Linked DNA regions of Homo sapiens: region 2 is linked to region 1. A link is an interaction called in ENCODE POLR2A ChIA-PET data of the cell type or tissue named here. Cell type or tissue: IMR-90. All regions are shown on one strand. Each heading gives the region's core, and the rest is flanking DNA. Links, peaks and the distances in the headings are about the cores only. Region 1 overlaps ANTXR1 (ANTXR cell adhesion molecule 1). Region 2 overlaps ANTXR1 (ANTXR cell adhesion molecule 1).

Region 1 (16,117 bases), core at 4,412-12,411:
CTGGGCTTAATACCTGGGTGATGAAATAATCTGTACAACAAGCCCCCATGACACATGTTTACCTATGTAACAAACCTTCACATGTACCCCCAAACCTAAAATAAAAGTTAAAAGAAATATAGATTGTTATGTTGGTGAGAAAGGGCTGAACTCAGGACTGGGAAAAATGTTGCAATCTGGAAAGGGGTTTTTGCCTATTTACACACTTGTGCATGCTTACTTGTGTAAGCTGAGCCTATGACATCCTATCACCTTCTCTCACGCTGCCAGTGGGTAGCTCAAGGTTGAAAAGTCTCTCCCGATTCTGAAGTCAGGCTACATACATATACTCAAATTGCCATTTTGACTTGAAAATCTTAAAAAATATTAATAAATACTTGGACACAGAGGAAACACAGTAAGATAAAGTAGCCGTGCCATCAAAATAGGGATGAACAAACTCTGTCCTAAGGCTATATGAAATGCTAACTCTCCATGTCTACCCTACGCGTAAAGTTACAACTACTTGCCATACAAATGAATGAAACTGTAAGGCCAAGTGGTAAAGGACTCACTCTGATGGCCCCTGAGGAAGGTCGATAAACCATTGTAGCTAAAAAAGGCAAAAATATACTAGATGACATAAGGAAATAAAACCTCCTTGTCTGATGCTTAAATCCCTTCTTTAAATCTCATAGCACTATATAAAATCATGGCATGTTTTGTTTGCACCTGTTTAGTTCTGACAAATTTCAAAAAATAAAGACAAAATAGGGTTGGAGAAAGGAGATTTAGGAAAAGTGATCAGGTGGCCAAAGTGCTGTCACTAAACAGGGACTGGCTCTGAGAATTCAAACCTTTCAAAGGGGCAAGACAAAGAATTATGCAGAGATACCCTGGGTAGTATACTTTAGAGGTGGTAGAGAAAGTTGAAAACATTAAGAGGAAGCAAATCATGCTGAGTGGTGACCCAGTGTGGCACATCCTAAATATTGTTTCTTAACTTTGCTCTTCTTAAAACCAGCCATTGGTACTGACCATCATCTCTTCATCAATGGCATCAAGTCCAATGTACACTCCTGGGTCCTGCCAAGCAGTGTAGCAATTACTTCTCCAAAGAGCCTGGTTTTAATCAACATTTTGGATGGGTCTCACTAATACTTTAGATTTAATGCACTTTTCTAAGATTAAAAAAAAAAAAAAAACCACCATGGCATGGTCATGCTGAGTGAGTGAAAGTCTGACCCAGGATGAACTAATATTATTTAGAGTCTTCCTTCTTGCCCTTTCTGTCTCACCTGTTAAGAATCTTGAGGATATTTTTCCTGTCCCCAGTTAAATGACTCTAACTACTTAGAACGACAATTAGTATAGTCTTTCAATTTATTATTTTATTTATGTTGAGGTATTTGCTTTAAATATTGGTGCCAGAAGATAAACCGACTAAGATTTTTTGGTCAAGAGCACTATTTAGCTTGGATGTGAAAATGTAAAAATTACTGATTCATCTGGTGCACAGCGCTGATATCATCCCGCTCCATATATACAAGCTCATGGATGAAGGTTTGTTTTCTTCTTTTGCACCAATCGAGGAATGCCATCTTCAGGATGAGTTCTTTTCCTATGCCAGTAGCTGTCAACACCTTTTCCCCAAAATGGAATATTAATTTTTTTAAAAAAGAACAAGTTTGCTTCTGTGCTTCCTGTATTGTTGCCAGTGAGTGGCACTGTTATGGACCGAATGTGTGTGTCTCCCCAAATCCATGTGTTGAAGCCTCAGCCTCCAGTGGGATAGTATTTGAGGGTGGGGTCTTTGGGAGGAACTTAGGGTTGGATGAGGTCATGAGGGTGCCTCCCTCATGATGGGGTTGGTCCCCTTAGAAGAAGAGTTCCCACAGGGCTTGTTTTCATTCTACTCACACATGCACCAAGAAATGGCTATGTGAGCACACAGCCTGGAAGAGGGGCCTCACCAGAACCTGATCACACTGGCACCCTGATCTCAGACCTCCAGTCTCCAGTACTGTGAGAAAATAAATTTCTGTTGTTTAAGGCCCACAGTCCATAGTATTTTGTTATGGCAGCCTGAGCACACTAAGAGAAGCATCCTAAATGGGTAGGTGTCTGCTAGGTTCTCAGCACTTCACACATGCACCTTTTTCCTATCCCACAACATTGTCACACTGGCCAAGCCCCCTACTCATATGTATTCATTTGAGGGACAAGTTGTTTGTTATGGAGTGAAAAGTTTCATACTAATCCCAAATGCCACTCACTGAGTGCTTACCCTATGCCAGGCTTGGTACTAGCTGCTTTATATTCATCAACTCATTTTGTTCTCCTAAAAGCACCATTGGTTAATATCCCCATTATCCTGATTCAAAAATGTAGAAATGGCTCAGGGGCTGCGTAATTTTCCCAGGCTATCTCTGTAAGTAAGTGACCGAGTGAAGATATAAATCGAGGTCTGTTTAGACTCTATGCTCTTTCTTTTGAGCAACATGTGCTTTTAGATTGGAATGAATCTAGGGCAGAATGAATCAAGAAGCATAGCCATGAAAAGAGTTGGCCACCAGTAATATTACCCATTTGAGAAGTTTCCACGGGTCCCAACACTTACCCAGCCTCCGTTGTTCTGTTCCAGCTTTCCATGTCTCTATTTCTTCCTTCTTTAGGATTTCAGTGCCCTGCAGCAACCCTTCCTGGAGAAGTGCCTTGTGTATCCCTATCCCTTTTTCCAATCATAATTTACTTGTCCTATGTGCCTCTCCCCTTATAATCCTCTGTGCTTTCTAAGGGACAAACCTCTAATCAGATCCACAAGCTGGGTCCACTATAGTGGTTTATTTCTTAATAGGCTCTATCTTTCCATAGACACAAAAATATACTGTGACAGAGATTGATAACTGTCTCTCATATGCATTTTCACTTTCTTCCTTTAGTAGTAGAACCCCTGAGTTTCACTGGCCACATGACCAGCCAGCAATGACTACATTTCCCAGCCTTCCTTGCAAAAGCTGCTTCAAGAGGCAGTAAATGATGCTGAGCTTGACCTAGTGTGGTGCAAGGATTGCAGGTGGGTGTGGCTTCCTTTGCATCAAGGTGTGGCCATGTAATCTATGCTCTGGCCAGCTGAATGTGAGCAGAAATTATATGTCCAAATTCTAAGCTGTGCCTTAAAGGGCACACCCTAACCCTTTTCATTCTTGGACTATGCTGACAAGAACCACACTCTTGGGGTGGTGGAGAAACAAGATGGAAGGAGCCTGGGCACCTGACAGCATGGAGCTGCCATGTTGATCCTGGACAGTTTATTCCCGGAGAGTTATATGTGAGAGGGGAAAAAAAAGTTCGATAGTTGAAGCTTGTATTATTTTGGGCTTTTGGTAGGTCAGCTGAACTTCTAACCTAAATAATATAATTCAAGAAAGGAACCTTCTGATGACAGTATTTTATTCTAAAGGAGCGGCCCCAGTGCTGGGCATTTGGGGTGCTGTGGTAGGCTCTTGTGGTGATCTTCTGGGATTAGGCTGGGCTTTGGGCAGCCTCTTACTTTTTGACCATGGAGTTGGATGCCCACCTTTGAAGAGGTGAGACCTGCCCAGCTGGCTCCCAGAAGCCTCTGGACTGTTTCCTGGACTTATCTGCTTTTTAGGTAAGGGCTGCCATGATCCTGCCAGAGTGCCTCTCAGATAAAACTAAAGGAAGACAGTAGTCAAAACCCTGAAGTATTCTGGCTGATGTCAGACAGAAAAACAGAAAATTTACAGCACTCAAAATCTGGGATTCATTTAGGAGTAAAAAAAAGCATGAAGTTATCCAACCTCAAAACTGTTTTCAGGCTTCCACTGGGCCCCAGTACTCTTCCTAATTGCAAGACCATGTAGAAGTTGGATCTGAAATAAGACCATGAGCCAGTATCAAAATGCCCCATTTTCATGGTGCACGAAATGCTTCACGAATCCAGCCTGCACTAATTAAATGTCTGTGATACTTCTCCCCAGGCTGGGCTGAGCTCGTGTTCTGTATGATCTGGGAAGAAATGGTTGTTGGACTCATATTGAGACTGTAAGAGGAATCTTTAAGAGGAAAAAAAATATATATGTTAAATCTTTTGGAAAGAGGCAGGGTAAAGCTTTGGGGGGATTTCAGCACCTGGATTATAAATAAAGAATGTCGCTAATTACCAACGAATTTTATTTGTTCATTAAAAGTGGACTCAGCAGAAAGCTCCACTTGGAGAGATGACAAACGGTATGACCTCTACTTCATTTCTTCTATTTCAATGGTTCCTCCTAGTTGCACAAACCCTTACCAGGATAACAAGGTCACCCCAAGTACCTGGATGGGCCTCTGACTCCCGAATTCTTCTCAGCCTCCTCTCACTGCTTTTGTTGCTGCTCCTGGCTTGCAGCATTTCTTACTTCTCAACCACCATTTTGGCTCCTAGGCTCTCCCATTTCCTACCGCTTGATGAGGCCTTTGGAACTAGCTTGACCTTTGCCTTCCTCCGGCCTCATGACCTGCTCCACATCCTTCCCCAATTGACTGGTCTTTCACTAGGTCCCATTCCACAGGGGATGAGGACTGGGCCCTGGAGGAGTCTCTCTGAGCTAGATCCCAGGGGCTGCTCACAGAGATCAGCCCTGGAGTGAATTCAGCCAGAGAACCCAAAGAAACTCTGTGAATCCAGACAGTCCAGGAAAAGAAAGGTGACCTCATGCTTAGTAAGAACAATCTCTGTTCAGTCTCCAAAGACCCTGCAATGAGTGGGGGTGCTCGTGGTTTGGCCCACTCCCCCGAGCTATGGCTACCAACCCCCTCATTGAGGAACAGGATTCTTGAGGCTGAGAGATGTGGCTGGGACTGAGGCAGAGGAATGCAATGGAGAGGCAGTGTGGGGACACACTGCAGTTCTGAACAGCTCACTCTGATTTTCTGGGAGTCTTAGCTATGCAGTGGTTGAAATTATGAATAAGCAAAAAGCCCAATAGTAACAGCAATACTCCTTGTCCTCTTTCCGGCCATCACAATTCCCACCTGGTCCTTTCTTGCCTTTCAGCCTTCTTTCTTTGAAGGCAGGGACTTTGTCATATTATTTGGTTTTGGCCTAAAAGAAGCTCTGGAATAGCACCCAACATTTGCTAGTGTTCAATCCATAAGCTCCCTGAAGAGGCTAAAGAACTACATTGTGAAGCTGGAGAGGGAGTTTGGGGGTTTGCATCATCAGTTTCTCTAAACCTGTTGCTTTTTCTCAGCTCGCCTCTCTCCTGCATCCCATCTCCCTTGCTTCTCCCCTACCCATGAGGTTAATGAGTGCCTCTGGTAGCGAGCTGAGCAGAACACCAAAATTTCCCTGCCTTGAGGTGTCTTCTTCCTACTCTCTGCACCCCGGACATGTCCAGACTACCAATTGGTCTGATATATGTATTTTTAAATTATTTAATAAAATAAAAAATAAATTTTTAAATTCACTTTGTCGCCCAGGCTAGAGTGCGGTGTCATGATCATGGCTCACTGCAGCCTCAACCTACTGGGCTCAAGCGATCCTTCCACTTTGGCCTCCCGAGTAGCTGGGACTACAGGCATATGCCACTGTCCCCGGCTCAGTCTGATATTTTCAACATTAGGGATCCCCTGTGGGCATCTCATGGAGACTCCTTTTAAAATGCCAGAGTGTTACCCAGGAGAGAAATTCCCTGGACACTGGCATCCAGTAACATGTGGGTTAGCCAGCATAAAGATCTATTCTTTTGAGGCCAGGGAAAGGGTGCTCGGGACTGTGAAATTTGAGTGGTGGTGATCGGGATAAAGGGACATAGGAATGTCAAATTTTGAGGGAATGGGGGGAGGCAAAAGGACCAAAGTGTGCAGAGCACTACAGAGAAGGGAAGAGAGGGGCTGGCCAGGAGGTCAGCACATGAGCTCATTCACATAGGCTGGGAACACCACAGAAAACGGAGGGAGGGTGACACTCTAGATGTCTCCAGGCAGCTTCTGACCTGGAGCTTACCTCCCCAAACTGTGCAATGAGCCCAAGAGAGACTTGTTTAATCTCCAAGAAGATTTCTTTTCATATGTTAGTCACATGGTATAATATGGACTAAGCGCAAATATTAATATTTTAGGAGGAATACTTTTGTAACAGAGAGTGGAGTTGAGACTCTTCTGCCTCTTACGTCATTTTCATGGGAAAATGACATTTTCCAAGCTGCCAGGAGCCACAGATTTTCATGTTTGGGGATGGAAGAGCAGCTGTATCTGAAGACTGCTGTGCAGGATCCTGCCAGAGTGTCTGCCAATCCTTTATGCTCTGGTCAAGAGAGGGCCTGAGCAACGGTGGGGCCCTGCAGGCTCTCTCCCTAGGGATGGAATGGAATGCAAGCCCAAGTTCTGAAACTTGGAAGTAGGGCACTTGCAGGGAGGTAGAGATTTGAGGGCAGGGAAAGGGAATAGGGAGGAAAAAGGGTGATAAAACTAAAGTGAAGAGCAGCAGCAGGACATGGTACTTCATTCTTCCCATAAACAGAACAATTTTACGGCTGATTACCTTCTGGATTACCTTTCGCCTACTTTCAAAGTGTGTTGCCACAATCTTCTGTCAACAAAAACCAACAGTGATCTCAACCTTCTGTTTCAGAAGGTTGGTAGTTACATGAACATTACTTCTGGTTTGAGTCTCTGAAATAATGATCATACACAATCTGACGATTGATGAGGATGGTATCAAAAGGAAAATTCCCAGTCTGTAAGCCTTGAAAGTGCTTCTGAGGAGATCCTATTTGTGTTTTTGGCTGGCTTATGCCAAAGATAAACTGGAATCTGTATCAGTACAGGTCATCTCTCAAAGGCTATTGGCACACTAGCTGGCTTTTTCTATTACCTTAAATGCTACTCAGGGGCCCTGGCCATGCAGTTATAGTAGACAGCATTCAACTTGTCATTGGCAGGACCGGGTGGAGATGAGAACACAGTTTATATGCCAGAGTTGAAAACTCTAAGGGAAGGGTGGAGGTGTGGTTTTTGCTTATCACATACCCAAAGGTTAACTGAAATTGGGTATACACCTACATTCGAGATCAAGCAAATCATCTGTAATTTTTAGCCGTTTCCTCCTTTAGGCAATTCATATTTCCTTAAGCAAGGTCTTGCCTGATTTTCTGATATTCTTTCTCTTAACACCTCAGTTTGATTATTCTGATTTAAAGAATCTAGCACACAATGAAGATATTAAAACCTTCTTCACTTTAAGCAAACCTCCTCAAAAATTAGAACATTTTTGGGTCATTTTTGTCATTATGATGATGACAGTGATGGTGTTGATGACAATGATGTTGGCCCTTGTTTGATCTAAGCTTCATCGGTGACCTCCCAGTTTGGATCAAACTTACTGGAGCTAAAGGAGACAATCTTGAGTTGCTTTGCTCATCTACTGAGTGCTATCCTTCCAACAACAGCTTTCCTTATTCCTCCATTTGTGTAATAAGGAAGTAGGAAAACTCAGGACTTTCATCTCTTCAGGCTGGTAAATTCGTAGGAAAGAAAAGTTACCAAACAAAAGAGAAAAGACAATGGGAGGAAGACTGCAGGGGACTTGGAGAGTGACACAGGAATTAGAGAATTTAGAATTTAGAATTCTCTTCTAAAGAGAAATTGGCTCTGAGTAAGGCATGGCATTTCCTTTGGTCTGTTAATGTCCAAGTTATAGGTCACATGAGTCTGTATAGCTTTCCTCCCTATCCATGCACACTTGAAGTGATCTCAAGTCCTGGGCCATCTGCCAGCCTGCACAGGCCTCTGGGGACCTTCTGAGTAGAGGTGACTTGAGGCTGATCACAGCTACTCCAGGCTGGAGGAGAGCCAGCTCCTTGCTTCTCCACACTGGACCTCAGGGTCCCCAAAAGGTGGGACATGCTGATAGTAAAGAGCCTCTTTCTGAAGGCAAATCATAAAGACGTGCATTCTTTAAATAAATAAAAGGATGCCACCTCCCCTCATATCTGAATGCACATTAAAGAGCACAAAAAGCATCAGTTAGAAAAAGTGATTACAAAACTGTAATTTATGCAGAATGGAACCTCACAGAAGGTTCTGGGCCATGCGAAAGTGGTTTATACACCACAAATGTCAGAGTCTCACAGCTTCAGAACATTTCCTTGTGAATGAGAAGAGTCCTCTGAGTTTCTCTTCTTGATATGCAAGGGCTGGGGCTGGGTCCCTTCTGCAGGAGTCTGAGGCAACCTGGATAAGGATGCCTCCTCCTCCAGCATCTTTTCGCTCTCCACCCCTTCTTCACCATCCAGTGACTCCAGGGTCACCCCCAGCCCCCTTCCGGTCTGCTGTTATTCTGCCTGATATTACAGTAGCCTCCTAAATGGTCTCTGGGGAAATGAAATTTTTCTTGGGTTGCTTGTTTATAACTAGAGAGTTCATTACTACTGTTACAGAGAATGACTAACTACAACTTTGCTGTGGGGGCAGATGGAGACAATGATAGTTCTGTCACTCTGGAATTAATATCTGGGAAGACATTACTGTCCACTTAAAATCACTGAAGGAATATTGAACACTGGCCTTTTAAGCTCTCAATGTTTTTCACTTTTAAAGGTTCAAATCTTGAGCCGGTCTGCTAGAAAACATTACCTCATCACACTGTCACTGGGTGAAGAAAAAAATTGTAAACTAAGTGAAGATTGAATTTCATACCAAAGCTCTGAGTCCAGAAACCTTGGGGATCACTAGACAAGGAGAATGACAAGAAGACAGGAGAGTGATTTTTAACAATGGTGAACTTGCAAATGAGTGTCCTGGGAGACCTGGGCCACAGAAGTGATGGTGGTGTTGGATGTAATGTCAGCGGAAGTGGCCACTGCAGAGAACCACTGTGTCCTGGTGTGACCAGTCACTCACACCTCCTCACTCAGGCTTTGAATTAATGGGCTGGAACATTTTTCCGAAACCCGCTAAGGAGTCTAGCTCAGACATCATAGATCTGGTTCTATAGTCATCCCTTAAAGCTCACATCTGCTTCTCTCTCTCTCCTCTTAAATTACCATTTCTTTTATTAAATAAAAGCAATTAAAGGCACTAAAAACTCTATGGAAAAAAGAGAAGAGAAAATCCTGGGCTCACTAACTCCACACAGCCATTGTTATTATTTGCAAAGTACATATTTATTTCCACATTTCATCATTTTCACATTTCAATGGATCTCCTATTTTGAGGTGATGCAACAGGAATTTTTTTTTTTTTTTTTGTAGTGGGGAAAACTAAGTTTAGGCAAAATTTAATTGACTCACTGAGAGTCTCTCTCTGGTTGTTCTGTGATCAGAACTCCACCCCTTCTTCACCATCCAGTGACTCCAGGGTCACCCCCAGCCACCTTCTGCTTTGTTATTCTGCCTGACATTACAGTAGCCTCCTAAATGGTCTCTGGGTCTCAGAACTAAGATGCTACTGAGTCTCTTTTATTTTTACTTTATTCTTAGATCCCCTTTTACTCTCACTCAAATGAAAGCTGAATTATGATATAGGGACAAAATGGGGCTTAATCTGGAGAACTGAAAAGAAATAAACTTTTGTATCAGTATATGAGCTAATAAGCCCCCCAACTCTGATATCTCCTTATGTGAGATTTTACTGTATTTTAGGTGCATAAAACTGTAAAGATACTCTTTGAAAGGTATTCTTAAATAGATCTCAATGGGAGATGACTATTTTGAGGAACAGCATCCACTGGGCTCTGCTCCTCTGTAATTGGAGAGTCCCTTTACAGCTCTTGGTCAACAGGTAGCTGTTATAAATGTGTAGTGTCATTTAAGAGCCCCATATTGTTGCAAAAAATAAAAACCCCAAACAAGCCTTCCCATATGTTTCCACTTCTCAATCTATAAATGAATATTCATTACATTTTTCTGTGGCATTCCATCCATCTCCTCTATTCCTTAAATGATGTCTTATTTAATAGGCTTTCATTTTATTAAGATGGTGCATACGAGCAGTGTTCCCAGGATATATCAAATACAATCACCCTTTCTATTTGAGGTAATAACAATCTTTTTAAGAGTTTCAAGACCATTTGATACACGGAGAGAGATCACTGGAGCATAGGGACTTCCAGGGGTCAACTGTTCCATCCTTTAGTTTCATAGTTAGCTAGGATTGGCCCCCAACAATCTGCTCAGAGAGAAGACAACTGACCCTGTCTGCACAGAGCAGAGTTGACTTGCTACATAAATTCATTCTAAGAAGTACATTCAACTTAAGCTGAGATAGAGAATATATGTTTTGAAAAGTTGTTTTAAAGAATAAATAACAATATATACATACTTGCTTTAAGAAAGATTATCATAATTCATAATCATAGAGTATAAAGAGGCCTTTTATGTTCTACATACAAGCTGTAATCTTAATGTCACACACCCAGAGATTTCAGGGCAATGCCTTGTTGCCCCATTGACAATACATGGGAAAACTCTGGAAGTCTTTGTCTATTTACCTACATTTAGACATTTCTCATCACTCCAGGCTCTAATGGTAATGTCTGGTGAATGAGGAAACCCACTTTAAGAGAAAGATACTACAACTGCAACGGTTTAATTTTGGTCAGGAAACTCAAAGTCTAGAAGAGCCTTCTCTTAAGGATCCCTTCAGCAGCTCTGTATGATGAGGAGAGAGCAAAAATCACCCTCCCCTAGGTGGAAAATCTGAGCCACAAAGAGGAAGGTCAGGGCACAGAACCAATGTTTCTTTGCAGCCATGAGACTGCCTTGGCTTCCTATATTAATATTTCTATTCACTATTTTTTCTTTTGAGTAGGTGGAACCATCAGTAACAAAAATGGTAACTAAAATAGACTTCAAGTTACTTGGCCACCCATTGCTTTAAATCATGGCTCTAGCTCTGCAGGTTTAATAAAATGCAAAAAGATACTGTCTGCAGTTTGAGACAGTTTCCCTCCAATAAAACTTTCCTTTGAGGGTATTATTTTGCTTTTCAGCAGCTAAAAGCCTGTTCAAAAAAAAATCAGGAAGGATGGAGATGCTTATGGGAGGGCTCAACACAGTGGGAAAGGGGACCCTTCTGATGGTGGAGGAGTCTGTGGGCACTTCAGTCAAGAGGTTTCGGACAAGCTGGGAAGCTTTCTAGGACAATGACTTGATCATAAGCATCCCTTGGGCCACTTGTTAAAAACAGAGGACAAAACCCCACCCTGTATCTACTGAATCATGATTACCAAGAGAATTTGTCATTTTAATATACGTTGATAACATAACACTTAATAAGTACTGCTTATAATCAGAAAGGTTTGTGATACACAAAGAAAATGAACTTGTTTAGCATATAATATAGTGCCTGGCTCATGGTGAAGGACTCAATACAACTCAGTAAGAAATACTCAATATTGCTTATTGTGGCTCATTAGCAATACAAAAAAATGGTGAATGCATAAAAGAACAAGATGTACTCATAGCCAGTTGGTTAAGGGAGATAGATAACCTAATTTTCATCAGTAGGGTGTGTGTGTGTGTGTGTGTGTGTGTGTGTGTGTGTGTCCTCCTTCTGGTGGACACTGTGATGTTACCTAGGCTAAAATTCCTTAAGTTAGAGGGATTAACCTTTCTCCTTTTGGGGAATTTCTGGCAGGTTGAGGAGATGACTACGCACACAGAAGCCTTTACAGTCACGGCAAGGGCCTACAGCCCATTTTGCTTGTGCATGCTCTAAATCAACCCCAAATCAAATAGTAGGACCACCAGAACCCAGGGACCTGGGGACTGCCTCCCAAGAAGAGGCTGGCTCTGGGGCAAGCTGCCCTTTCGTGGTGGATGAGGAGGTTATGACCTTGGGTCTTATCGTGGCTTAATTCTTTTAAGCATTCATTAAGTCCATGAAATAATAATCATAATAAAATCTCTACATCATAGCCATTGACAGAATTTAGAGTGGGTTTCCCGATGTCAAAACGGAGCAGTTATTAAGGCTCCTGGTTTGTTTTAATTGGACCTGGGCCTTTCAGACCAAAGTCGCTCCGGCCTTTGGAACCATTTATACTCCTTCTGCCTTGAGGCTTCCCACCCCAATTAAGTGGTGAGTCTAGGTGGGGCAGGGATATTTAATAGGCCTTTGGTTTTCTGTAAGCCTTTTATTAATGCTGTAAGTTACAGCGGCTACATACTCTGGGCTGGGTTTCACCTTCTGGTGCTGTGTTCCTGGCTGTCATGGTTTTGTTCCCAGTGTGATTTTCAAGTTGGTTAGTGTTAAAGCAGGAAGTACTACCCCTCCTAGAACAGCCCAGTTTCACCTAGATGGCATAAGTGCTTTAGGAAGAAGGAATGTGGCAGACAACCTTGCCCTTTCTGCAGATCTTCCCAGCAGCTCTCTGCTCTTAACCTACCCACGTCACTGTCCAGTGTATTTTCCAGTGAAAAGGGCTAACTACACCTGCATTTTCCAAGCAGTTTGAATTCCTGGCTATGGCACACTGAGTTGATTACTTTTACACCGACAACACAATGAAATCTCCCTACTGACTTGTCCTCAGTATAAAAATATAAAGGGATACCCATCCCCCCCTTTTTTTCCAGAACTGAAAATAAAACTTAAAATTCTCAGCTGTCATTTAGTATTATTGCCTTCAGCTTGAGAGCTTTTAAAAGAAATTGGCTTCAGAAAGTGACCCAGACCATCTAAAGCCCACTACAGCTGAATCTTGCCAGCTTAATTTTAATCTACAAAGGCATGGGGTGACTTTTCTGCAGTTTTCACACGAGGGCCAGGAGAATGAACTGTTAGAACCTTTGCCGCTTGGTTGACCTTGTTCATTTGAGGACCTTCCACCCGGCTCCTCTCTGCCTCCTTAACAGTTGCTCAAGGAGATGATAGGAATCCTTTGTCCTCAGATCTCTGGGGGTTAGAAGACACCCTGAAGAACCTGTCCATGAGATAACCTGTGTGCCCCTCTGAAAAGTAGCTTCCTCCAGGAATCAGCCTGGGGCCAGTCCAGTAGGGCCTTGGTTTCACCTGGGGATAGCAAATCCACAAGCCAGGTGACTGAAAGGAGACAGACATTCTCTCATAATTTCTTCTCCATGAAATTCGAGCTCTACAGGGAAGAGGATCTTTTCCATATACCGCTAGTGCCTAGAAAAAGAATTGAACTGGGTACCTATGAATAGTCCCCTCACACACAGGCCCTCCACCCAGGCCTGCTCCTTGTCCCATTCCCACCCCTGACTTGCAGTAGTTAATTAATAAGGGTATTTTCTTTTAATAATAACAATGCTGATATGCACCAGCCACTGTGCTGAGCATTTCATGCACAATATTGCATATACTAAATGCACTATATTGCATTTAGTAATCACAACCATGAGCTCCCATGGGCTCATTTTACAAGTTCAGAGTGGGTCATTAGTCAAAACCACACAGTGAGTGGTGGGGTTAGGTTTCAAACCTAGCTCTGCTAATTGGAAAGTCTCTATTCTTACACTCTCACCTAGGTGATCTTGAGCCCTGAGTTGATGTTGTTGATACAGAAATAATTACACGAAACTGAACTCTCAGATTCACATTGTGCACTTGCAATAGGCGAGTGGCCCATCCTCTCCAGTAAGGCCTCATTAGGGATGAGGGGGCCACTTGTGTGAGCTGGACACTGGCCAGCAGCAGGGATGGGAGGCCCTGAGGCCCTAAGCACTTTTGGTGGGAACTGCTGACTGGTGAGATGCATGTCAGTCCTTGGCAGGAAGCTAGGACAGATTATTAAACAGATGGCTTATAAGTTCCAAAGACAGGAAACAGTGGTCATCCCTGGGAGCAAAGGTTTGCCGAAAGCGAATTGTGCCAAACCTCATTTTTTTTGCAAGTCTCACTAGATTCATAGATGGGGGCTGACAGATGTAGTTTATCTGCATTTCAGCAGATCAGTTCACACAGTGTCTCAAAGCACATTTAGGGGAAAGATGGAAAGATGTGGGATATTTAACTGCAATTGAGATGGCTCAGAGAAGGTTGAACAGGCAGCACCCAGAGAGTGCTGGTTAACTTAGCAATGACAATGGTCACTTGTTCTGAGTGCCAAACACGGGTCAAGAATGTAGGAAGAACTGAGTAAATATTTGTTGGTAGTATTAAACTCATGGGGGAAGTCTTCAGTGGTCCCGTGAAAGGGCTCTTTCTTTGATTTGCAAACATTTACAGAATAGACAAAGAGTTTGGGAAGTGGAGGGGACAAGGTCTTGCTCCTTGATCAAGGGGAGGGAGCAGTAGGGTCTAGTGTCTTTCATTTTCTTTTGACCTCTGGAGCCCAGTCTCTGGGACATGGTGATGGGTGAGGATGACTGTGGGTCTTTCATTGTATCTGGACACACTGTGTTTCAGGAGCACTTAGTGATTCTGAGGGGGAGGTTTGAAGACTACTCTGAGAAAATCGTGTGTGTGCGTGTACATGTGTGTATATATGTGCATGCATGTATATATGTGTGTATATACATATATGTATGTGTGTATATGTATGTATATGCATGTGTGTATGTATGTATTAATAGATATGTATGTGTATGTGCATGTTTGGTTTCCCAGCCCAAACATCTAGAACCCACCTAAAACCACCTATCTAGAACCAGATTATCTCCGCTTACCTGTTTTTCATATTGGCTTTCTGGTAAGATTTCATTGAAAGAAGAAGTTTTTTGGCTCAAAAATGTTTGGAAGCCATGGAATCTGATGATATAAAAGGTTCCTTCTAGCTCTAAAAATTAATTGGTTCTTAAAAATTGTGTAGAAGGAAGCTTGCTAAAGGCAAACTCTAAAAAATACTGGTTTTGTCTGCCACTTCCTTTTCACCTCCTGGCACACACGGTCTCCCTGGCAAGCCTCTAAAAGAGCTCCCACCTCTGGGCCTGCCATCTCCTTTCTCTTAAGTGCCTCCTAGCACTCTTCAGGCCCCTGACAGTGTTCCTGTACATTCCTTGTATCAAATTGTCTTCTTAAGTGTAAATGACTGGCTTCCATTTTCTCAGTGGTGATATCTTTGTTGTTAAAAAAGCTTTGAACTGATAGAATATCTGATTAGCAGAGTTTTAAGCAATGTAGCCAAGTGAAGAATTTGAAGAAGAATGGGAGAGAGGCTCTGGGTCAGTAGAGCCTCCATTAATCTTACCTAGAGAAATGTGGCCTTTTGCCCAGGTTCATTAATTTTTTTCAAAGCCACTTTTAAAGTACCTACTATGGGCCAGCATTCTACTAGACTCTACTGGGGGCAAATATTGAGTACAAATAATCTCAGTTCCCACTCCCATATGGCTTGCAGGCTGAGGAGGGGACGCTACTTTACTTAAACATTAATTTGTTAATTCAATAATTATTCACTGAGTGCCTATCATAGCTGGGATGTAGTAGTGAATAAACCAGATGATGTCTATGCCCCATGGGGCATATCTTTAAATGGGTGGATAATTAAAATCTGAGATAAGCATGTAATGAATGTTAAAATGGAAGTTTTGACTATGCTCTGAGCTGTAAGATATTCTAATAAGTTGCCTAATAGGGAAACATCTGTAAACTGGCTTCATGATGCTTGGACTCTTCAGCCAGATGAAGGCTATAAAAGGGGCCTGGGTAGGGCGAAGGATGTATGAAGGGATTTCTTGGAGAGAAAAGTTGCTGTGCTGTGAGTCTCCAGAGACCCTTCCAGTAGAGATTTCATCAGGGCTTCCCTGGGCTTCCCCTCCAGTGCAGTGAGGCTGTCCCCATGGGGCTACTTGGAGAGCTTGGAATGGGTTCCCTGAAGATGGCGAATACAGAGTTCTCATGTCTGAGAAAGTGGAGGCAGCCTGTGCAGCAGGATGGAGGGGCTGCAATTGGGTTCGCCCATCCATGCGTCCTGTAAGTCTTTCTTGTGGACCAGATGTGGGTCGTGCAGAGGAAGTGCAGAGCAGAGTCATCTTGGATGCTGTCCAAGAGGCTATGTAATAGGACAGAGGGACTTCGGCAGTAACAAGCTGGAGGTGACTGCTAGACCCAGAGGCTATGAAAGCACCACAAGCAAACACTGGGAATAAAGAAACATCTGCCTGTGTCAAGGAAACTACTGGAAGGAAGATCCCAAAAGAGCTCCAAGGAGCACCCCAGGGGA
Region 2 (16,117 bases), core at 4,442-12,441, 200 kb after region 1:
CTTTTTGTAGCACAAAAGCAGCTATTGATAGTACATGAACAAAATGAATGTGGCCGTACTACAATAAAATTTTATTTACAAAAACAGGCTGCAGGCCATAGTTCGCCAGCTTATGTCCCAGACAATCACTTTCTTTCAGACTCGTTTTTTTCTAAATTTCTGTATTCACTGTCATGTCTTTCTCACGACAAGATAATATACAAATCTGTATTTTTTTTCCTGATAGCTGAAGTTTTGGTGTACTTTGCTATTCATTTCCTGTTATTTATTGCCGATAATGCAGACTGGAAAAATTGCGCCTTGGGAGATATATGGAGGCATTCTTTGTGACCTAATAAATATTTCATGGGCATTTGAAAGGAAAGTTTATTCTCTGTAGGGTATAGGGTTCAAAATATATTTTGAATATATCCTTGAATGCTTAAGTATTCAGAGATGTCTTTCAGATTCTGCTGAGATACAGTTTTTATCTTCAGCAGTCAAAAAAATTGGAGTTATCTTAAACATTTCTCAAATATTGAAGCCCTGTTGCATTCCTAGGATAAATTTTACTTGGTCTTAGGATATTATTCCTTTACTATACTGTTAGTTTTTTAACAATATGTATTTAATTTAAAATTTAAAGTTTTTATTCAGAAGTTGGTGGGAAGTTTTGTGTATGAAGGTATTATCTTTGGTAGATATGGTTATTAGATCTATGCTAGCTTCATAAAGTGAATTGAGAAACTATTTTTTCCTGCTGTCTGTATGCGTTTAACACTAGTACTGAAATTTTCTGTTCCTTGAAGATGTGACAGAACTTTCCATGAAACCAACTGGTCCAGAATCGAAGGACTCCTTCACAGAGACAAATCCATCTCCTTCAAATACCCAGATTCTATTGGTGAGGGAAAGGCAACATTTGAAAGACTGAGCATTTTACCTAAAGGGATTTTAAAAAATCACCACAATGGACTATTATCACAACTTGGATTCAAAATTTATGGATTTCCCTCCCTCTTGCTACCCAGAAGGTGGACTTGGAAGAAAAGAGGAGTTTGGGAGCTAAGAATAAACCGCATCTTCTTGCATATGTAAATGTAATATGAGTGATTTTTGCTACCTCGCATAAAAATTTTACATTTTTCATTTTCTCTATTGACAATCCATTCTTTCAGTTTTATATTTTGCTACAAAGTCTCACTGATGGCCTTATTATTGACTTCTTAACTTTTCTAGAGCCATTCCTTCTGTTTCTTTTATGCCATGTCTTTTTCTTATATATTTTTTCACATATATTTTCCATTCCGATGTCAATATTTTTAGGTAATTTTTTCAGTAAGTAATACAATTTTAAAATGTGTATCATTTTAAAGCCTGACTAAGGAATTTTAAAATCACATTTCACTCAAAACCTTATAATTATTGAGCTTTTTTGGAACATTTAATGTGTAGAGTAAAAAAACTAACGCCAGTCTGAATCTCACTTTCCTTTTTGTTGAGCCTATTTTTTTTTCTTTGTTGGAAGAATGTAGACTTTTCTATTCTTATATTTTAAGAAATTATCGAAGATTGTACAAGTTGTAGACCATTTAAAAAAACTAATTAGGCTGAGTATTTTACCTAAATCTTCCAAATCTAAAGACTCCAATCTTTCTGCAGCTCAGGAAAATTATCTTCCTTTATTATTATTTTTTATTGTATCTCTTATAAGTGTTCTCTGTCCCCAGAATTGTTATTGTGTATATATCTATATCTATATATATCTAATATATATATATATTAGATATTAGATATCCTGGATCTAGTCTTTGACCTACTTTTCTCTTTACTCATTATTTTATTTTATTTGAGACAGGGTCTTGCTCTGTTGCCCTGGCCGAAGTGTAGTGGTGTGAACTTGGCTCACTGCAATCTCTGCCTCCTGGGTTCAAGCAATTCTTGTGCCTCGGCCTCCTGAGTAGCTGGGACAGCAGGCACGCGCCACCACGCCTGGCTAATTATTTTTGTATTTTTAGTAGAGATGGAGGGGGGGGGGTCTCAACATGTTGCCCAGGCTGGTCTCGAACTCCTGACCTCAAGTAATCTGCCCGTCTTGGCCTTCCAAAGTGCTGGGATTACAGGTGAGAGCCATCGCACCCAGCCTCTTTTCTCATAATTTTAATCTCTGCATCCTTTCAGCTTAAGTTCTGAGGAATTTTCTCAAACTGTCCTCTGATGAACTGAATCTACTTTTTTGCAATATTCAATGTGGTGGTCATTATTTCTAATGGATTTGAATATTCAGAAACAGTGTATTTTTTTCCCCCAAAGCTTCTTATTTTCAGCTTGTTCCTTTCTCACGACAGACTGGTTTTGTCTGTTGATGCAATATTATGTCAAAATTTATTGAAAATACTATTTAGACATATATTTGCTAAAATTGATTCAATGGTCATTTCCACTTCTTTTGTGTAATAACTATTATATTTTATATTTTTAAACTTTGATTCACATTTCAGATAATTTCCTGAAGAAAATTATCCCATTCCCCTTTCAGAAAGAATCCATATGTATCTGAAAATGCTTTTTTATTTTTTTTCATGTGTAAGTGATATCTTGGCTAGGTATAACATTTTAGTTCATAAATCCATCAGAATTTCTTCATCAAAAATTTTATCCATCATAAAAGATTAATTGTGTCAATCAAAATTCACCATTTAATGTTCAGAGCCTTCGCAGGTACCATGTGTTTTCTTCCCACTTATAAAGTTCTTCTTTTGTCTTTTAAAGATTGTCACCAGGAAATGTTTAAATATTAGTGTTTTTTAATGAATAATTAATTGAGATTATCACTTGGTGAGCCTACTTAATCTGCATTTTCAAATTTTTCTTAAGTCAGAAGAGTTTTCTTCTATTAAAGCATTGAAAGTTTCTTCTAGACTATACTTTAGCAATGAAAAGTTATTTGGTCCTTTGAATAGCTATTTTTTTCATTCATTATTTATCATTTTATCATTCATCACTTTCCTCTAGCTGTGTTTTCCTCCTGAAATTATGAGAATTCCTTAAACATGCCTGCATCATTTATTTCATTTTCTGCATTGTCTGTTCTGCTCTTTACTGCTTCTTTGGTGACTTTAAATTTTTCCATATTATTTTATATTTCCTTAACCGTTCTAAGTCCCTTCTCACTTCATATTTTTTCTCCTGTTTCACAAATTTACTGTTTTATTTAACTTAATTGAAGTCATATGGTGCCACAATTGACCTTTTTTTTTTTTTTGCTACTGAAAATGCTTTCCATGAATATATTATTCTTCCACCTCAGGAATTTTGTTTAATCACTTATCTTAAGGTGCTAAACTTTTGTAGGCCCTATTTTCATCCTTGAATGTGGAAAGGTATAACTTGGCTTGGCATTTGCTTCCAAAATAGCTTACACACACACACACACACATACACACACACACACACACTTGCATCATCTCACACTTATAAACTTCTCTAAGGAATTAATCTGGTGAAAAGGAGTTAGTCTTGATGGCTAAAGTAAGATCATGTTGTTGTTCCATCAGTTAGGGGAGAGTGGGGAATGGAATCAACCCCAGTCATTTCCACAAAGGAACTTCACCTTTGCAAGGTTTGTTTGCTTGTTTTGGACACAGTTACATCATTCCAGCTTGCCATATGTAGGGGATGCTTTGGCCTGGCCTCTACTTCAGGTTCGCATTGTGCTATACCTGGCCTCATCTTGATCCCCAGTACATCCACATAATTAAACACAAAACTCTGCCGTTTCCCTGGAGGCGCGCGATCTGGCGGGAGGACTCAGCAGCGCTGGACAGGATCACAGTCATGGAGGTGCCTGGTTTTCATAGGCATCTCTTGTGGCTTGGTTTCCCCTTTGACCCCCACAGAGCAGCTGCCACTGCATGATGCTGATGCCCAACAGCAACAGGGCTCCAAGGGGATGGTTCTCATCTCTCTCAGGTCCCCACTCGACTGCAAACTCACTTCCAGATCTGGGATTATTCTAGGGGCTCCTCACTGATCTTTCTCTCCATATTTTTTTACAATTTGGCAACAGAGTTGAAAGTAGACCCTGGCTTGACCTCTTTCATACTCAGTCCGTCTGCTTTATTTCTAGTGAATTTCTAACGCATGTGTTGCATGTCAGTGTCAACGCCCTTAGTCTCTGGACCCGATGCAGCGTCTCCTAGACACTTTCTTCAGGCTTTTTCTTTTGGGAGATGGGACAGTTTTAGATGATAGAGGGGAAAGGAATGAGGGAGAAGCTAACTGTTTATGCTCCAGATGCTCCAGATCTTTTTCTGAAGTCATAAACTTGCTTTCTCATCTCCCATTAAGCCCCTCAGCTCATTAATTTTTAGTTTCTGCTCTTATGATGCCCCAAAACAGCACTTCCAAAAGTCACCAATGCCCTTATTTCTGCTAAAGTATATGGCTTGTTTTCAGTTCTCATCTTGCTGGACCTACTTATAGTATGCACATATTGATCAGCAAACTGATATTTGAGTGCCTGGTTGGTCCTTTGTAGTCTATATAAAGATGAATAATTATGACACTTCACATTTACTGAGTACTGACTAAGCAGCAGGCATTGTGCTGGGCACTTTACATTCATTGCCACTTAATAATAACAGCTAGCATTTCCAGTGTGGCCAACGCTGTTCTGAGCACAACCTTATGTGACACATACTATTATTATCTCCCTTTTTCCAGATGAGGAGACTGAATTCATAGAGAGGTTAAGTAGCTTACTCAAGGACATACAGCTAGTATGTGGTAGGGCTGAGATTTGAACCCAGGTGGTCTAGACTTAGAGTCCATGTTGAAGTCCATGCTTGTCCAAACGCTATGCTCATAAAGTCTTTCTGGGTTTAACCCTGTGCTCTTAACCATTAGGCAACACTGCCTCCCCATGGAAGGGTCAGGAAATGTACAATTACAGTTCAGAGTGTTAGGTGCTAAGATAGTGAGAGGTATTAAAGAACTTCCGCTAATTGTTACGGGAATTTGGGAGTGAGGATTCCAGAAAAGACTTAAAATTAGAGCACTTAAATGGAAGCAGGAGTGCTGAAATGGCTGCCCATTTTAATGGAACAAAGTGTGCAAGTTGCTTTACCTGTTTGACCTTCAATCCCCTTTCCTTTTGATATTGTCTTTTACAATAGTTAATAATCAGGATGACCATATAATTTAAAATCCAAACTGAGAAACTTTTGAGAGTAAAAGAAGAAGACATTCATAATTATGCTGGGACAACAAGCATAGACCAGGCCTGTCCTGGGCAAATTAGGATGTTTGGTCACTCTGTTAACAATGAACTTTAACGGTTATTTATGCTTAGTGTTGTCTAATAGCATCTGAAGTTTCATTTTACCTTATATTGTTTATTATTGTGACTGGTCTAAAGTTACAGTTAGGAGTCTTCACTTTTCTCTTATTTGCTATAGAATTCTTATTTACTATATAATTTCTGCAGACCTGGAATCTGCATTATTTTTAACGTCAAGAGCGATGGTAGGCTGACTATGATTCTGATCATAATCCTTTTGCAATCAAGATGTTGGGAAAGCCATCTTCCAGGAGGTCTCTACAGGTATTTATTAATTAGGGCTGCATATCATTAAGCATCAGGGGAAAAACAGGTCAGGTCACTGGATGAAACCCCATAGGACAAACACTAAGGGTTTTTCCTCTCCATCTCTTGAAAATGGACCACTCCACTGCTTGTCATGCAATATGAGTTGTTATGGGGTTAGGAGATTCTGAATAAGGAAGGAACTTTGAATGAAGAAATAACATAGAAAAGTGGTTGTTCTTATTATTATTTTTTTTCTTACCACAGGGAGCCCGCAACTAGTAATAGAAGGGGACCATGCACTAGTAATCGTCTCAAAGGATAAATGGGCAGGCATCACCTAGGTAAAGATGGGTGTGGTGGTGAAGGGCATTAGAGCCAAAGGCAAGAGAGGGCATGGGTTAGTTTGGGGAACTATGCAGTACAGTTTTTTGAAAATTAAAAAGATGTGGGATATGGTAAGATATGAAGTTTTGGAAATGCATAGTGACCTGAGCAATAAGGGTCTTGCATACTTTGCTGAAGAGTTTACACTTTATCCTGAAAGAGCTTCGGAAATGTCTAAGGGGTAAGAGGTGAGAGGGAAGATAGTATCGACATCAGATTTGTGTTCTAAAAAGATCAATTTTAGAATTGATTGTCAAGAATACAAGGTGGGGAGAGGGGTAAAGAAATGAAGCAAAGAGACCAATAACTGGGTGAAAATGGTGAATGCCTGAGCTAAGACAATGACAAGGTAGAGTACAAGGTCAACCTGGGAGAGATATGGCAGTGGATATCATCAGACTTGAGTGTGAACAAGAGATTACTCTCATATCTCTGGCTTAAGCAGCTGGACTTATAGGGCCACCATTCACCAAGACCATAAATTGAGGAGGAGATGATTTCAGGAGAAAGCATCTGAATGATCACCCCTTCCCCCCATTGAAATTCTGTCCCTCCTTGCCTCACTAATACAATTCTTTGCTGGTTCTCTGACTGTTCTGCTTCTTCTCAGCTCTGTTTAGTGTAATTTCTTCTCTTGCCCAGACAATTCCTGTTAGCAATTCCTTTGGGTTGGACTTTGGCCATCTTCCTCTTCAAACTCCACCTCTTCTGGGCATTTAAAAATCCTGATATTATCTTGATATTATTTATTATCCATACCTGCATTTTCAACTATTACCCTTGGGCTTACAACACTCAAGTTTTTATTTTCAGCTCCAGGGTATCAAGCCAACTGCCTACTCAACATCTCCATGCACATGCCCTACATGTTCAGACTCAGCATGTCCACACCAACTTCTCTTTCCTTCTGATGCCTGCTCCTTACTGTTGCAACCCTTTCCTCTCCCATTCACTCACAGCCAGTGGCTCATCCAATCCTGCTGATCCTTAATACAAAAGAGCCCCCAGTCTCATTTATTATTTTTTTCCTTCATCCTCACTGCAAACATAGATGATAGATATGTATTTCTAAAACACATACATAAGCTTGACACTTTTGTCCTTAGAAACCTTTAATCTCATAACCTATTCCTGATGGAATAAAATCCAAACTCTTTCCAGATTATTTCCCTGTCACACTCATATTACAAAGAGTATGTGTTAGTTTGCTTTCCTAAATGTTGCCTTTTTCTTTACTTTGTCACCTGACAAAATCCTGATCAACTTCCAAGTTCCAGATCCAAAGTCACCTCCTCTATGAAGCCTCCTAAGTCCCTCTCATCTCAACCAAAATTAAATTATTTCACTGTTTCCCCATGTCTTCTACAAAACTTTGAGCTCCTTGAGACTTGGCACTTGTTTTAGGCATTTTTTGATTCCAGAACTCTAGCACAGCTTGATAAATATTGAACTGATATATTCCTTATCCTAGCCAGGCAGTACTGCTTGGAATCTATGGAGGCATCTTTTGTTAGAGGACCATATTCTGTTTCTGCACTAACACCACCACCACCATGACCACTGCCATCATCATCATCATCATCATCATCTCCACCTCCACCACCACCACCATATCACCATCACCATCATCACTACCACCACCATCACTATCATCACTACTACCATTATCATCATCACTATCACTATCACCACCACCACCATCACCATTATCCTTATCACCATCATCATCTTCATCACAACTATCAACATTGCCATAATCACCACTATCACTGTCACCATCACCACTACCATCACCATCATCTTTATCATCACGTCCACCTCCACCACCATAACCATCACCATCACCATCTATCGTCTCAGCACTCATGTGCCAAATGGTTAATTAAAGGTTTTAATCTTTACAACACTTTTGTGAGGCAGACATTTTAATGCCTATTTTATTAACAATACTGAAGTTCGGAGAGGCTAAATAATTTGCCCAAGGTCACAATGCTTGCTGAAGCATTGAGCTGATATTTAAAGCTGCAGATGCCTGATTCCGAAGGTGGCCTTCTTAAGCCCTGTGTTAAGCATTCCCATGAGGCACATTTCATGTAGGGAGACTTATGAGAAAGGAAGCAAAGGAGTGTCCTGGCTAGTAAACAACATGGCTTAAATGTATATGTACACACAGCAGGACCTGGCAACACTGAAGGGCAAAACATGGCCTCTCAGTGACCTTTGCTCTTCTGCCTTCATATTGTGTGTGGTTTCTTCTGCCACCATCTAAAATAAGAGCTCTGCCTATAGCCCAGCTCCAAGGTGTGTGCTGCCTCAGCTATATCCTCATCATAAGGCCATAACCATGAGCCATCATTATGGGGCAACTTTTCTTGTCTTCCTGTTCAGTCTTATGACTCACTGAGGGAGGGACCTGAATCAGAATCACCTGGGAAGCTTTTCCAAAATACACGTCTGCCTCAGGCCTCTGAAGTTGTGATCTGGCCCTTGGTTGAGAACCTCAGTTTAGCATATTCATTCCCAAGGTCTACAATTTCCACTGGAGCTTTTATCATGGAAGCTTCCCAATTTCTTCCTTCAGACAAATGCCCAGATGTGGTTCTTGGATGCTAGGAATCAACATCAATGGCATACCCTGCTCTGCCCTGCCTTCTTTTAGTCAGGAGTTCTCAACCAAGGTGGTACCAACCTTAGAAATAAGTATAGAGGCTGTTATTTATTGGTCATCACAATGACCAGAAAGGCTAATGGTATTTAGAAAGCAAGGATGAGGAATGCTAAAGCATCCCACAGTCCATCACAATGAAACACCGTCCCATCAAAAATGCTAACAGCACCCTCATTGAGAAGCACTAGTAGGAGCCCAGATACTCTTGATTCAAACTCAGAATCAGCCCCTGCAGTGTACAGGCATCCTCTGAGCTCTGCTGCTGCAGTGGTCTGTGTTCCATGGGCTGCTGTCTTTCCCCAGCCTTTCAAATTCCCTCGTATTCCATAAACTATGGAAAAAGAGAGTTTTATCTTTCAAATATATTCATGTAATACTTAGGTGGCAGGAGAGCATGTCTAATCTCCATTTCTACTTTCCATTTAATCTAATTTAATCCCCCGCCCACCTCACTGAATATTTCATCTAAAGTATGCAGAGAATGGGGAAGGGAGGAAAAGAGAAGGAGCTATCATTGCCTCTTGGGCATATTTGAAACATCACGTCTGACAGTAATTCTAGGTTGATGAATGCTGTATATCCAAGACTTGGCTCAAAACTGACCTTTCTCCAGAAGTCTTATCTCTTTATTCTCTCTCAATGGCTACTTCTTTCTTGCTTATTCAAGCCAAAGCAAGCTATAATTATACGTTTTCAGTAGAAGCTTTTATTGTCCACCCATATCTGGCTTTCCCTTCCATCTAGGCACATGGAGGATTATTCTTCAAGTCTTTTTCCATAAAGTGAGGCTATCTGACCAGTTCTGACCAACAGGCTGTGAGGAGAAGGATGCACGTCACTTCTGGCTGGAGCATTTCATGGCCAGCAAGACATCATCTAGCATTCTCTTCCCTCGCAGCCTTGATGGTGGCAGGAGGTATCAGGAAGGAATCTCCACCAGCCTGGCTCCCAGAACCATCACCATAAGAAGAGCCCTGCTGACTCCTATCAGACATGTAGTATATGCAGAGAATAAAACTTTTGTTGTTTTGTGTAACTGAGATTCGGGGGTTATTTGTTATCACAGCATAACCTGACCTACCTTGATTGATTCAATGTTCTTTTGCATATTTAGATTCTTTTTAACTTTGTGCATAGATTATGAGTCAGAGGGGCTTGGGTTTGAGACTTAGTTTCACCATTCAGAGTGACCTTGGGTAACCTCTCTAAACCTCGGTCTCCTCACGTGTGAAATGGTAATGATGACTGTACAGACCTTATGGGGGTTGTAAACACTAAACAGGGTCATACAGGCAAAGTGTTTACTATAGCGTCTGGCAGGTAGCAAGGGTTCAGTAAATGTTACTTCTTATTTCTTACTGATCTAAAATTGACTTTACTTGGCCCCTTTCCCAAATCCTCACTGAAGCCTTTAGCTCTGGCTGCCTAGAGTCCTCTAACTTTTCTCCATAAAAACCTGACAGCCTGGGACTTCTTCCTGTTTATTTTGCATTCCTTTTACCTCCCATAGCAGGACATTGCTTGCAATAGGCATTGTTTCATCCACGCATGTATTGGAGTACACACTTGTGATCAAAACTGAGTATGTCATCTATGCCAAATGAATGGAAGAATCTGCTGAGTCAAATTGGAGAAATCTAATTACTTTTTCAGTATGAACCTGACGTGTCTGAAAAACGTGTCAACAAATGTTTAAATATTCTCTTTGTCTTTTATTGCAGAGTAATCAGGGGGAGAGGCAAGATCCAGTCTCTTGGCCGCATACCAAACATAGACACACATTCTAAATTAGCATAGAGCAAATCCCATTTGCATTTATGTGACAGCCAAGTCTCCCTAATTGATCCCAGAATTTGTTTCTGGACCACTAGGAATCCTTTAGCATTTGGACATAATTACAGGTTATCTTGGGACAGGTGCCTTCCTCCAACACTCCTTGACACTGAGTTTAACCAGGTCTCCACAGCTAAATAAAGTAGAGGTAGTTACTTGGCTGACCCAGACAGAAACACAAAACAAAACAAAACAAAACAAAACAAAACAGTTTTGCCTTATTTATTTTTATTTTTGACCCATATGCCAAACTATCCAATTTGCAGGCAGTTCTACCAACTCTTGCCTGGCCTCAAAGGCCTTCTCCAAATGTGGAACTTAATTAGAGGAGCATTTAAAACCAAGCATTAAGTCCACCTCAATACAAAAATAATAATAATAAAAGAAATTCCTGGCCCCTGATAACTATTTTTCTGATGCCCTTTAAAATTATTATTGTAAAAGATAGTGTGGCAATTCCTCAAAGACCTAAAGACAGAAATACCATTCGACCCACCAATCACTTTACTGAGAATATACCCAAAGGAATATAAATTGTTCTATTATAAAGATACATGCATGCATATGTTCACTGCAGCACTATTCACAATAGCAAAGACATGAAATCAACCTAAATGCACATCAATGATAAATTAGACAAAGCAAATGTGGTATATATACACCATGGCATTTTATGTAGCTATAAAAAAGGAGATGATGTTCTTTGCAGGAACATGGGTGGAGCTGGAGGCTGTTATCCTTAGAAAACTAATGCACAAACAGAAAACCAAATACCGCATGTTCTCACTTGTTAAGTGGGAGCTAAACAATGAGAACACATGGACACATAGAGGGGAACAACAGACACTGGGGCCTGTCGGAGGGTGGAAGGTGACAGGAGGGAGAGGATCAGGAAAAATAACTAATGGGTACTAGGCTTGATACCTCGGTGATGAAATAATCTGTACAACAAAACTCCATGACACATTCTTATGTAATTTCTTTTTTTTAACATCTTTTATTTTAAGTTCAGGGGTACATATGCAGGATGCGCAGGTTTGTATGTACCCCTGAACTTAAAAGTTGAAAAAAAGAAATTAGAGTATGAAATGAGAAAAGAGGAGATAAAATTGTTATTTGCAGGTTATATAATTATATATCCAGAAAACCCAAGAGAATCAACTAGGAAATTATTTGAAACAGTAAAATAATTCACAACAAAATCAACACAGATACTTATACTCTTTATATGTCTAAGAGCAAACAAGTTAAAATGGAAGAAAATTTCCCATTACAATAACCAAAATGATCAAATACTTAGGAATGAAATTAACAATAAATATACAAGACTTATACGAATTAAAATCCAAAAATATAAAAAATATCTGATTGTAGCACCTTCAAGGTGCCTTCTATTGAACTCTTTGCTTTCCTTATTCAGAGCCAATTTTGCAGACACTAAGCCATCTTCCAATGTATTTCTGAAAATAAGCTACATCTGTGTGTTTTAGCATATTTACAGACTTCAGTTTCCTTTTTCTATCAGATTCAGTCTGAACAAATTACGAATTTATCATAATAAAATGTCCTGAACACACCTTAAAGTCTGACTCATCAATTAACCCCCTAGATCTCTGGAGCATTTCTCTGGGTTGCAGGGGGTTGGAGTTCCTGATACTTTCCATCAACTACAGCTGATTTAACAGCAGAGTAGTAGCTCCTCAATTAAGTAACTTTAATCGCCTTATGCACCATGATTTACTGAAACTCTGATGCGGGGATTTTGAATTCCTGGAATCTACCCAGTTCCTCTAGTTGTATTGCCATGTGCTTCTCATTATGGCCCAACTCTACAGGGAAGATGAGTGGAAAGAGCTGGTCTGGGAGTCAAGGGCAGACACTGTCCTAGCTCTGTCGTGATCTAATCCTAGGTCCTTGGGCAAGTCACTTAACCCAGTGGACTGAACAAAGGTTTTCTTATCTTCAAATTAGGGACAGTCATGCTTCGCCCTACCTACCAAACAAGGTTGTCTTTGGGACCCTTGTGAGAGAGCATGAGTCTGCAAGACTCACACAAGTTCCCAATCCAGTATTTCTTTTGTAAGTTAGTAGTTGGGAACTCAGAAGATATTTTCCCAGAAAAAAGCCAGTACTATACCTGATGGGGAAATTTCCAGCCTAATGCTACAAAAATCTATCTGATGATCCTGTCCCTGGAGTACAACACATAACAGTGGTCCTGCAAATCAGCACCAGCAGGGCATCATCCAGGTGTGGGTGCTGTGGTTGGAACTCTGGGGGAGTGGCAACATGGAATCCCTTTGTACAGTGGAAGAAAAAGAAAACTGGTGCCGAACAGAAGGGAAATGGCAGGGGGAGTCGGAGGTCTTACGGGGAAGGAGCACATGGTGAGCCTGTGGGGGGCCTTTAGACATATAAGGATTTATTAGGTGCAGAAAATGAATGACAGGCTGTGGCTTTGGCAAGTCCTATAAATAAAGCTGCTCAGCGTTTACTCCTGCCTTCCAGACCACCATCTCCACTCCTCCTGCTCTCTTTCCCACATTCTATTTTTGAAGTCTTCAGGGCACACATAACATAGCCAGCCACTTGAGATTCATGATGCAGAATCCACTATCTCCATTCAAGTGACTAATAGCTCCATGTAAAATAGTCCAATATGTAATACATAAACATATACGTAATAAGAGAGGGTGGGGGGGTGCTGTGAGAGAGGGAAGGTAGTTATGTCTGTGGGTTGGTCAAATGGGTGCATTCATCTTGGAAGATCCCCTGGAAGACTTAAAAGAGGCTAGCTGTTTCTTTGCTTTTTGTTGAACAGAGCCTTCCAAATCTAACTTTTCAAATCCCCGACTGAATTCCCAGCAATCTATTTTTCCTGACTATAACCAGAAAAGCATGTTTAAGTGAACATGAAATTCCATCAGTATAAAGCCTTGTGCAGCCCAGTCCACCAGCCCAGTCGCCAAAGCCACTAATAATGCCCTATTGTGTTACTGTGGTATTTTCTAGGTTATCATTATGAAGTCTTTGCTCCTGGTTGAGAAAACATGACGTTCCATTAAATGTATAATCTGGGTTCCCTCCAGGCCAGAGATGCAGCTTGCTTAAAGCTGAAATGAGCTGAGATTTAATGTCATGGGAAAAGAGAACCAGTTGCAGGGGAAGAAGGAGTTGCAGGGATTGGGAGAAGAATGGTGGATTCAGTCCCCTATGATCCCTCGGTTTCAGACTGTAGACAGTGTCTTGCCAGCGAAAGGATCTAAGAAGCCCAAGGAAAAAATGAGTCAGCATTTTTTCACTTTCCACTCTGGCTGTGGTTGGGTGCTGGACAGCACTGTGTGAGGAGGTTCTCTCTAGGACAGAAGATCATGTCTTTAGCGACCACCCAGGGGTCTGTTTGCCACCACTGCGTTTTGGCCCATCCCCTAGCTCTGGACTCATCAATCTCATAAATTAGCCTGGATGGAGGTGGTAAGCTGGTGGAGTGTGCACTACCGCACCAAGTTCTAGCAAGTTTTTCATTCAGCACAAAAATATCCTTCTCTTCCAGCAACAGAACAGCTAAAGGAAGTCAGAGGCATCCACCTGAATGTCTGTAAAGGTCTCCCCACCATTTCTTTTCCTGGAGCATTTTTGGGTCTCCAATGTGCTTCATAGAATCCTATGATGCACTCAGACATTTACTCCAGGATTAAATATAAAAGCAGCAGCATCCTTTACAACAGCAAGGGGCTTGGAAGTGAGCACACTGTTTAGAGACCCACTTGACATGATTTTCAAAACAAATTCAAAATAACTTATTTTTGTTGAATATAAAAGTAATGTATGTTCAGTACAGAAAAATTAAGAAAAACATGTAAACAAAATTTAAAATTCTACCTGCTAGAGACAAATAGTAGTACCATATTGGTAAATAGAGACATACACATGTGTGTGTTTAACTTTTTAAACAGGTGGAATCATAACGCAGATGACGTTTGGTAATTGCATTTCCATCTAAAAGTGTATAGTATGTTAAGAATTATGTATTTCTCCTAAAATAGCTTACAAGCTTGTATAACATGCAATGCAGGTTCAATACTATACACATATCATACCTTAGTAAATCCACTGCTGTTAGACACATGTAATCCTCAGCTTTTTATTATAAACAGCACCTCCATAAACATACATGTAGGTACTTCTTTGTGACTATTTGGATTTTTTTTCTTTAGGACATGAAATTGCTCGATGGAAAGGAACACCCCTCATTTTTTAAAAGCATTTTATATGTGTCGCCAAATTATCTTCTTGTCTGCACTATCCGGTATGGTAGCCACATGTGGCTATTAAAGTTCAAATTAGTTAAACTTATATAAAATTAAAAATTCACTTCCTCAATCGCACTAACTACATTTCAAGTGCTCGAGTCACATATGGCTAGTAGCTACTGTATTGAACTGCACAGATATAGAACTTTTCTACCGACCTAGAAAGTTCTACTGGACAGCGCAAGTCTAGAAAGACTGCACCAATTTACATTTTCCCTAGTAAGAAATGACAGTGCCTATCTCCCACAAATTGGCCAATACTGAATATTGTAATTTTTAAAAAAGTTTTTGCCAACCTAATAAAAATCATATTGTTTGATTTTTTCATTTCTTTGATTAATAACGACCTTTTTAGTTCATTTATTGACTCATATTTTTTTCTCTTGTGAATTATGCACTTAGGCTATTTCCTATTGGGATTTTGCTTTTACTGCTTTTTATATATGAAAATCAATCTTAAGAGAGTGATTTATGTGGCAATAGTTATTGTAACTTCTTATGTTTTTTCATGGCTTATTTTTCATTTATAGAAGTGTAAAATTTTAATATATTCAAATCTCTATTTTCCTTTATGGTTTCTTCCTTATCATGTTTTAAAAGCTCTAAACCTAAGATTACAGTAATATTCATCTAAATTATCTTCTAGTTCTTTGATCATTTCATTCTAAATATTTAGATTTTCAACCTTTCTGAAATTTATTTATGTGTATGGTTTGTAAAGTATAAATCTAACCTTTTTCATTCTCCATGTTATCAATCACTTGTCCAGGAACCATTTTTTTTTAAATTAATGAATCATTATATACTGATTGGAAATTCCACTAAATGTTTACATGTGTTTGGATCTACATGTACTTGTCTTTTTAGATTTTCTACTCTATCCACCTATTCTTTGGCCTTTACCATCCTGTTTTTATTAATTTACATTATAATACATTTTAATATTTGGAGAGAGAATATGGCTTCATTATTCTTTTCCAAAAATGTTTCAGCTCTTTTTACCTGTTTTTTTTTTTTTTGCTAAGATAAGCCTAGAATCATTTTGTTAAATTCTTATCATCAAAACAAACTCTTTCAGAACTTTGACTGAAAAGTTGAATTCAATTTCTAAATTAATTTGGGGAAAACTGGTTATCTCTACAGTATCCATATCTCTATAGTATCTCTACAGTCATCCATTCAGAGACATGGTGATTCTGTCCCCCTTTTTTTTTTTTTTTAGATTTTCCTGAATATCATTCTGAATTGGCTTTTTAAAAAAGCACGGAGGAGGAGCACCTCCGACTGTTTTCATGCACTGTCTCTAAGTCTGTGAGCTGATGCTTCCAGCCACTAGAAGTAACAAAAGAA

What was found. Peaks named below come from ENCODE experiments on the same cell type or tissue, not always from the same donor. Only the 100,000 strongest peaks of a DNase experiment are listed, where the experiment ranks them.
Region 2: POLR2A ChIA-PET joins it to region 1 with 29 read pairs; 8 of 35 experiments call an interaction of 5 or more read pairs at or near these places.

The regions. Positions count from the first base shown.
Region 1 is chr2:69,214,802-69,230,918 of GRCh38, reverse strand. All of the region lies in intron 17 of ANTXR1 (ANTXR cell adhesion molecule 1), which reads right to left. LOC124906019 (a long non-coding RNA gene) reads right to left here. Exons shown (of 2, transcript XR_007086799.1): 1 at 6,530-16,117; 2 at 6,029-6,341. Among named protein-coding and RNA genes, the nearest start is that of MIR3126, 120 kb to the right of the region's middle. RefSeq lists a silencer at 13,528-13,822. In IMR-90, for the core only: no CTCF peak of the experiment used is centred there; DNase peaks (open chromatin) are centred at 4,768 and 8,658; H3K27ac peaks cover 3,953 bases.
Region 2 is chr2:69,014,942-69,031,058 of GRCh38, reverse strand. The region is part of intron 1 of ANTXR1 (ANTXR cell adhesion molecule 1); the gene reads right to left. Among named protein-coding and RNA genes, the nearest start is that of ANTXR1, 9.8 kb to the right of the region's middle. RefSeq lists a cis regulatory region at 5,316 and an enhancer at 5,232-5,401. In IMR-90, for the core only: a CTCF peak has its summit at 4,905; no DNase peak of the experiment used is centred there.